Linked DNA regions of Homo sapiens: region 1 is linked to region 2. The links are chromatin contacts, found by Hi-C or POLR2A ChIA-PET in ENCODE. All regions are on one chromosome and are shown on one strand. The core of a region is the stretch at or near the end of the contact, and the rest is flanking DNA. Distances in the headings are between cores, read along the strand shown.

What was found. A loop is a pair of places that touch in the nucleus more often than their neighbours do. ChIA-PET counts read pairs that join two places held with the same protein, here RNA polymerase II (POLR2A). Pooled maps may share reads with other maps.
Region 1: a pooled map shows a loop between it and region 2 (2.8-fold over the local background). The contact joins two enhancer-like sites. A Hi-C loop is called at or near these places in 4 of 168 maps with a recorded cell type or tissue (IMR-90, PC-9, aorta and 1 more) and 7 of 50 pooled maps. POLR2A ChIA-PET finds 5 or more read pairs at or near these places in 1 of 52 experiments (Panc1).

Annotation. Positions count from the first base shown.
Region 1 is chr11:19,733,876-19,738,009 of GRCh38, forward strand. The region is part of intron 1 of NAV2 (neuron navigator 2); the gene reads left to right. Among named protein-coding and RNA genes, the nearest start is that of LEISA1, 21 kb to the left of the region's middle. Within about 2 kb of position 1,861, at least 3 of the 41 ENCODE cell types and tissues checked have a DNase peak (open chromatin) inside an H3K27ac peak, as active enhancers do.
Region 2 is chr11:20,110,725-20,115,089 of GRCh38, forward strand. NAV2 (neuron navigator 2) reads left to right here. Exons shown (of 38, transcript NM_145117.5): 37 at 3,868-4,071. Among named protein-coding and RNA genes, the nearest start is that of DBX1, 48 kb to the right of the region's middle. RefSeq lists enhancers at 849-1,748, 1,749-2,648, 3,453-3,954, 3,955-4,365. Within about 2 kb of position 1,912, at least 30 of the 41 ENCODE cell types and tissues checked have a DNase peak (open chromatin) inside an H3K27ac peak, as active enhancers do.

The DNA of each region.
Region 1 (4,134 bases), core at 611-3,110, 380 kb before region 2:
TGGTGATGGTTAACGTGTATTGAATGCTTAATATTTGCCAGATACTAGTCTAAGAATTTTACAAGCATGAACTTGTTTAATGCTCACAACAATCTTATAGGAAAGGTACTGTAATTAGCCCCATTTTTAGTTGAGGAAATGGAGGCATAGAGAGGCATAAGGGTCTGAAATAGTGGTGGACTTTGAGGCTGGAGAATAACAAGCAGATGTAAGAGCCATTGAAGGAAGAACTAGGGCAGAATCTGGTGACCATGTCGAGAAAGGGATAAAGGAATAGGAGAGTCTACAATGAATTCAAGGTAACCTATTGATCTTTTATAGGAGCCAACTTCCTGGTGGTAGTTATTGGTGAAGTTATGACCTGACTAGGAAAGACAAGCTTTCAATTTACTAAATGCCTTTATTAAAATGGAAATGTGATATTTGAGAGGATGAATATGATGACCCATTGCCAGACATAGACATCTTAACATGAGTGAGGTCATCAGCTTCAGTGCAAGGGGAATTGCTTAAGTGAAGGGACACTGGATGGGTTAGTTTTGAGAAGGCCTGTGCCAGCCAATTCCTTCCTTCAGGGTGTGCTATCCTAAACATAACCACCCAGGGTCTCTTTTCCTACAACCGCTTCCCCTTCCTTCCTATTCACCCTCAATCTGATGTAAAGCAGTTCATGCTCAAGCATTCGTTGCCAACACTGGATTAAGATCTCCCTCCTTCCAGGTCATACATTGGCATTTTAACAGAGACTTTTAGAAACTTGGCTAATGAAGGTGGGGATGTGAGTGATCCTGGGGTTAGGAAGGGATGGGAAAAGTTCATGCATCCCTCCCCTAACTCCCAACAGACATACAATGGAAAGGGCTGGGGTCTCAACTTAGGCTTCACACCAGCAGTGCCTGGACTCCAAGTTTCTAGACCCAGATTCCCAAAAAAGTCATGAAACACATTCTCTTAGCCAAGTATGCCATGGAGGGCTGGGTCAAGCCTATGAGCCTCCACTCAGGCTGGCAGTGAAAAGCAGCCCTGGGCCCTCCAGCCCACCTAGGTAGCATGTAGTTATTACAAGCATGGACTCTCCAGACAGCCAAGCTAGAGTTGGAGCCAAGCCTCAGATTTGTTTGCTGTGTGACCTTAAACAAGTCATTTCATTTCTCGACTCTTAGTTTTCTCATTTGTAAATGAGGATAATAGTGTTGAGAGGAGTAAATCAGAGAAGGTCTGTAAGGTGCTGAGCCCAGGACATATCACATAGTAGGTACTCACTAAATATAAGCTGCAGTTGTCGTGCCAGGCCCACTGTGAACAACTCCAGAAGACATAAAGCTTCTCCATGGGCTTTGGGTGAAGCCTGGGACCAGGCAGCTAGGTGTTCCCAGTTGCAGGATGGCAGTGAGCTTAGCACGGGCCCCTGCTCACGCTCCCTGGCTCTCTCTGCCAGAAAAATGGGTGGTACTAGAGAGTCTGCATTTCCCTGCGAGCAGCTTTCTTCCCTTGGCATCCTAGGCAGGGCCTTTGTACAATTCCTTTTCAGCCCCCAAAGATCTATATCAGAGGTAATAGTAGTTCCAACTGATACTTACAGAGCACCTACTATGTTCCAGGCACTGGATTCATTAATCCTCCCAATCTTTCTGTGAAATCAGCACTATTATTCACCCTGTTTTACATGGGATGAAATGCAGGCACAGCAAGGCCTTGCTTAGAGCAAGTCACTTGCTAAGAATTATATAGCTAAATCAGAGCCACAACTTGAACTCCATTCTGAACCAAGGAGTTTGAAACCATTCCTCCTGCATGATGCATGAAATTTTAATAACCTGCCGACAGCCCAGGAGGTTTGCAGTTTCTCTGAGCCCAAGGGACCAGAGCCATCTGGTGGGTGCTTTTTCAAGGGAGCTGGTGTGACTGTTTCAGGGTAAAATGCAGAGAAATAGCATCACTTTTTTTTTCCCCGTGGTAAAAATAACATGCAAGGATGGGAAGAACAAATGGAGGTTGGGAGGCTGACATTGCGGGGAGGAAGGAGCTAGAATGCTGGGGGCTGTCTACCTGGTGCCATGTGCTGCCATCTGCCCAGTATGGGGGCAACATCAGCCTGACCTGCCAGCACCTGCCTGGCTACCAGTATCAGCTTTCAGGAATAAAAAGATCTTTTTCAAAAAGCCTTTGTTCCCCAGGGAAGCTCAAGGGGCAGAGTGAGGTCCGTGGAGGGTTGTGACAGTTCAAAACATGCTGTCCATTTATAGTATGCAGCAGTGACCCTATATCTCACCCTCTCTATAGCAACTAGCTCCAGACACAAACTGGGCATGGCTTTTGATCATGAAGCATGTTTTTACAAACAAAAAAATACTGAAAGTAGTATGTGAGGCTGAGATTATGTTAATTTATGCAGTTTCCACTGCTGCTAGGATTAAAAATAGCTTTCTTTCAAGAAAACTAGAACTACGCACTGTCAGTATGCCTTCTAGGCCCTCTTGTTGGGCTCCAGGACTGGTGGGCCAGACACAGGACATGGATTATGAGATCCTCCTTGGCAGTCCCAGGTTCTGGAGCTTTGCTGAAGTGGAAGATAAAGACACTTTATCTTCCAGTGGTAAGGACTCTTACAAAGTCTTTACTGCATGTTTCATAAAACTGGATATGCTGAGCTCTAATGAAAGCTGTTGTCAGCATTAAATACCCAGGGAAAGGCATGGAGGCCTTTAAAAAACTGCCACAATGCTCCTGCACTGAAGTGCTCACATTTTGCTCCATATGTGAGAGGGAGGGGAATTTGGCCAGTGTCATCCACCTCATAAAAGGCAAACCCAGGATTTAAACTCAGGTCTGGTGCCTCCAAAGCCCAGGAACTCATGACATCTCTTCCCCCAACTCTGCTGTTCTACATGTTGATTATGGCTACCTGTGGTGCTCATTTTAATCAGATTTCATCAATATAAACATTAGTGGTGGGGTCTTCCTTTAGAGTTAGTATAGCCACAACCACCTCCCCTAGGTTATGCAGGACACCTGGCAAACCTTTTCTGAGGGGCCCCTACCAGGGGAAAAAAAAACTTATTGCCAAACATTAATATGCCAGCCCCATTTTGGCGGGCCGGTCTCACACAATCTCATGAAAGAACTGTAGTGCCAGCCAGGAGGGGCAGTCCTCTTGCTCTCCTAGAATTGGCTGCTAGCCGTAGAGCCCAAGGCAACACCACTGGGGTAATTCCTGAAGATCCTTGGGACATCTGGTTGACACCATAAGTGGACAGAAGTTTAGAGACTGCTCTGAAGGGACAGCTGAGGACAGGGACTCCTGTGGTTCTGGGTCAGAGCAAGGAACAGCCTGGTCAATCCCAGCCACTGGAAAGAGACTTAGAGAATTTCAAAGAGAGCATGGAAACCAGAAAATATGAGTGAAAGGGAAGGGAGTGAATCTACATATTATACACCGTCTATATACCAGTTACAGTGCTATGCATCGTGGGGAGTTACAGGGTGCACAAGAAGGACAGAACCCATACTTTCACGGATCTTACAGCCTGGTTGGGAGAATAGGCATTATAATTACATCATGGCAGGGAGAAGGGATGGGGAAGAGGAGATGGGGAAAGGGCCCAGCTGTCAAATAGATAATTCCAAGGCAGAGTAATATGGTAGAAGGTGGTATAACCTGGCAATTGCAATCACAGACTTGGGATCAAAGAGACTGGATCCAAGAACCATCCTTGCTCCTTTCCAGTTCCATGTCCCTATGCAAGGCATTTATTTATACTCTGAGCTCAGTTTCCTCATCTGAAAAATGGAGATAAGAGTTCTTACCCGACAGGGTGCTTGAGAGGGTTAAGTGAAATAGTGCATGGAAGGCACTTAGCAGGAGGTCTGACATGCATATCGTGCCCAGTGAATGGTGGCTATTACTAGTTATTATCTGATTTCTGAGACCTGAGCAGATCCAACGCAGCTGATCCGAGTAGGGGAGCTGAGATAAGTAGGTGCTCTGACAGCCCAAGCCATGGCTGATGGTGAAACCACTGACAATCTGACAGCAAAGGAAGAGGGGACCAAAAAATCTACTGTCTCAGCAGCTCTTAGAGCAATTAGTGGTGGTTATGATGTGAATTTCTGTTTGATGTCCTCGTCTTTTTG
Region 2 (4,365 bases), core at 662-3,161:
TTCCTTTATTTTTAAAAAATTAAAATTCCCTACTCTCCTTTGTGTTACTTTGAGTCCACACCTACTCTAGGGTCACCTGCCCCTCACCTAACCCGGGTAAGTGGCCATGAAGTGAGCACATTGCAGTTCAGAGTGAGGTTCTAGGCTGAGAACAGGTGGAGTCCCTAGAATGGGTTCTGACAGGGCTACCGTGCACCAGGAGCTGGGATGGAGCGCTGCCCATGGTAGTATGGATTTGGTGGGAACGTAAGGAGACCTGCTGTCATCAGGGGATGAGGATGGCTTCCAGGTAGCCCCTCCCACAGGTACACCCGTGCCAGGAGGAAACATGATATCGCCCTCTAGTGAGCATAAGGTAGCACTGCAAGGGCGTGTAAGTGCAGATGCACTTGTGGAACTGCTTGGAGGACCTTCCTGAATGTGCAGCCGATGCATCCTTCTGTGATGTGCACACCCTCCCAGGAGCCCCCTGCATCCCACAGTCAGAAGGCTCACAGTGGCCCAGGTTTTAGTTTTCAATGTCTCAGCTCCCTGTTGTCCTGCTCCCATTTTTCCTGACCCAGTGGGGATGCCAGGTTCCTTCTCCTGCCTTAGGGAAAGTGAATGTCCTCCCCTCTGTGTCTGTCTGTCCAGATGTCTCTGCTGCTGCCCTCGGGGCCTGCAGTGGAGCTGAGGAGCTTTATGATGTTTCCTTTGCTTACCACAGTACTTACCCAGCCATTCATCACCCAGACTTGAACATGTCCAGTGACAAGTGAGGAGGCTTGTAAAAATATTTTCTGTTCTTGCAGATGATGTTAACATGTACCTAATGTGCATTTGTCTTATGACTCAGTCCTGAGCCCTGCTTCCCTTTGGAGCTGTCATTGGAAACACTTGCCAAAGTGTCTAAAGTCTGCAGGGTAACTCAAAAGGCCTTTCTCTGTGCCCAGGGCAGGCTTGGTGCCTGCAGGGAACAGGAACAGTGCAGAGTCAGTGTGGGGCCATTTATCGGATTATCCAGCCTGCTCTGAGACCCCAGACAGGTCTCCCGTCTCTTGGCCTTGGGTTCTCCATCTATAAATTGACAAGTTTGGACTAGAAGAGTGTTTTTTCAGGCTGGTTTCTATGAAGCCCAAAAGTTCCCCAGTCTACTCAGTTGAGGACCAGAGATGAAGAGCAAATGTTTGAAAACCATGGTGCCAGATAATCTCTGAGGACATGTTCAGCTCCAGGAGTTCTAGCCTCTGTGATTCTGCAGCCCTGAGCATGTCCTCATCCAGGCTGTAGAGTGGAGACAGAAGCAGTAGCTGTCACAGAAGCAGTAGCTGTGAGGGTTTGGTTCAGCCTCATGTGAGGTCTGGCTTGGGAAATGCAGCCCAGTTTCCACAGGGAAAGACCTCAGAGGGAGAAACTTCTCAAAATTGCACAAATGGTTCTAATGTGGAGCAGCCTTCTTCTGCTCCAAATATCCCACTTTTGCATTCTCTTCTGCCCTGAGACACATGCCCACATACACACAAACTCATGCCCCTCACACGATTCCTTCCTGCTCACACAATAATTGCTTTTCAAATGCCAGACTGAGCTCCTAGGCCTGAGACTCACTCCTGCCCCAGGTTAAGGAAGACTTAGCAACAGACTGGGCCAGAGCGCAGGACGGGAGGAGTGCTGGTGTCTGGGAAGGCAATGAGTCATAGGAGGCTGCATGACTTAAGCAGAGGGGGTGATAGCCACGAATACAGAGAGATGGGCCCATCTGAGAAGGGGCAGGGTGGGCAGCTTCCCTGACAGAAATCATAGCTAGAGGTCCCAGATGGCACAGACAGTCATGGGAGTATGGGCACTGCTGGCAGGGACAATGAGCCCAGCAGGCTGTCACACTGATATCTGGCCAACAGCCTGCTCCGCGTCTCCCTGCTCTGGGTCTGGCTGAGTCACGTGGCTCACATGACTCAGAGTTGTTCAAGGTGGTGTCAGTCAGGAGGGGTGGAGAGGAAAAAGGCCTGGCAAAGGAAGCTGAGGTTCTAGGTTCAAATCGGGCTCTGCCTGACAGCCTTTCTCAGCGGGCTCTGCTCTTCAGGCCTTGATTGGCCCATCTGGTAAATGAGGGGGTGGGGCTAGGTGGCCCCAGCTCCTTCCCCTTGGAAAGACGTGGTTTTGTTGGTTCAGAGCTCAGCTTCACACTGTTGTCAGCACCTTGCTCTCTGTACCCTCTCCACGGCAGGATTCGCGGGAGGGCAGGGAGAGCAGACAGACAGACAGACAGCCGTGGCCACCCTAGAGACACACTGCAGCCGTGGTGGCCCACAGGACTCTTTAGTCTCTGTGCTCTAAGGCCCCCTGCAGAGTCCTCTCTGCAGAACTACAGGTGACACTGCCCTGGCTGTGAGCATGTCCTGCCACATGGACCAAGTGGGCCAAACTAGTGGGCCGTGGAATTGAACATACTTAGTTTCCAATTCTGGCTTCTCTCCTCCCTGGGCCTATTTCCTCATCTGTAAATCACGGATATTAGTACTTCCTCTTGGAGTTGCACGGTGGTTAAGCAAGGTATTCGTAAAGCATTTCTCACGGTACCTGGCACAAAGTCAGCTGGAAGATGTGGTGGTGTTAAAGGAGAAAAATATAAAGCCTATACCTAGCTGTGTAATATACAGAGCCTCGTGTTGGGCCAGTCTAGGTTTCTGTTCTTCAAAGAATGTATGTATTTCTTGAAATTGCTAGTAATGGTCACTAAAATCATTTTACCATTAGATAATTGAGGCTTAAGAAAAGGAGCTTGGAGGCATGGTGTTGATCTTACCATAAAATTAAGTGATAATATAGTTTACTGTTTTAAGAGCCAATTAGCTATTATGGAATTTTGAGAAATACATGACAAGAGAGAAGCCCTCATAATTTCACTGCCTATGTGCAACCTCTGTTAGCAATTTGCTGTTTTGAAAAGGAGTAGCACTTCTATATAGGGGCTGTAAGAGTCAGACCCATTTCAAGAAACGGGGTTTTATTGAGCCAGGACCAGCCCAGCACAGTGGCTCACACCTATAATCCCAGACCTTTGGGAGACCAAGGCACGAGGATTGTTTGAGCCCAGAAGTTCAAGACCAGCCTGGGCAATATAGAGAGATCCCATCTCTTAAAAAAAAATGTTTTAAAAATTAGCCAGACATGGTGGCACACAAGTAGTCTCAGCTACTTGGGAGGCTGAGGCAGGAGCATCACTTGAGCCCGGGAGATTGAGGCCACAGGGAGCATGATCATGCCACTATACTCCAGCCTGAGCAACATTGCAAAACCTTGTCTCAATACAAAATCAAAGTAAATATTAAGCCAGGGCCATTGTGACCTCTGCCTGCAGTGTTGGTGCCCAGAACCCAAGGTATGTAGGCAGTATTCTTTGGGTAGATGCACCAAATGGAGTACTAGAGCTGGCTCTTGAAAGCTGATAGCACCTTTTTCCAACTCCACATCCAGTGACATCATGTCAGTGGTTTGAAGTCAGTCATGGTGGGATTGTACCATGGATGTTGGCAAATGCTTCAAATCAGGTCATTGTTTTTCCCCAAAAGCCAGTTTTTCAAATTGGATTATCAAGGCTCAGAGTTTAGGGTCACACGGTGAGTCAGTGGCAGAGCTGAGACATGAACCTAGATCAGCCTGACTCCAAAGCCTGTATTCTAGACCACTGGGTCATGCTGCCTTCAGCCTTAGCACCTCGAACTGTCTGCATCTTGGATGACTTCCTGAGCATGGAATAGAAGTGGAATTACTCCATCAGGGAAGGCATGATGCTGGATTTGGGGAGTTTTTCAGAAAGCTGCAAAACTGGGGCTACGAGAGAGATCTGGGCCACTTCCAGACTGTTCCTTCTTTGCCTGTTTTCAGCTCTATGGAAGGCGCGCCCCCTGGGAGGATCCTGCCAAGTGGGTGATGGACACATATCCATGGGCAGCCAGCCCACAACAGCACGAGTGGCCTCCCCTGCTGCAGTTACGGCCTGAGGATGTCGGCTTCGACGGCTACTCCATGCCTCGGGAGGGATCGACAAGCAAGCAGATGCCCCCCAGTGATGCTGAAGGTGACCCGCTGGTGAGTCCTCAGCCACCAGAGCAGCTCAGCATTCCTTTAGCACTTACTGTGTGTTGGGTATGATGCAGAGCCTCTGGAAATACAAAGGTGACTAAATCCAGCCTTGCTTTGGAAGGCTGGACCCAAATGACTGGGCCATTTTTGCCAATATTTTCTTCCATGGTTTTAGTTTTTCACTAAAAACTTCTCCTCTGAAATTTTTTTCTGGTATTAGATAACAGATTAAGAATTGATTTTTCCCCTTAAATGTTCTTATACCTACTGTCTCTATACAACACTTTGCCCTCTGATTTG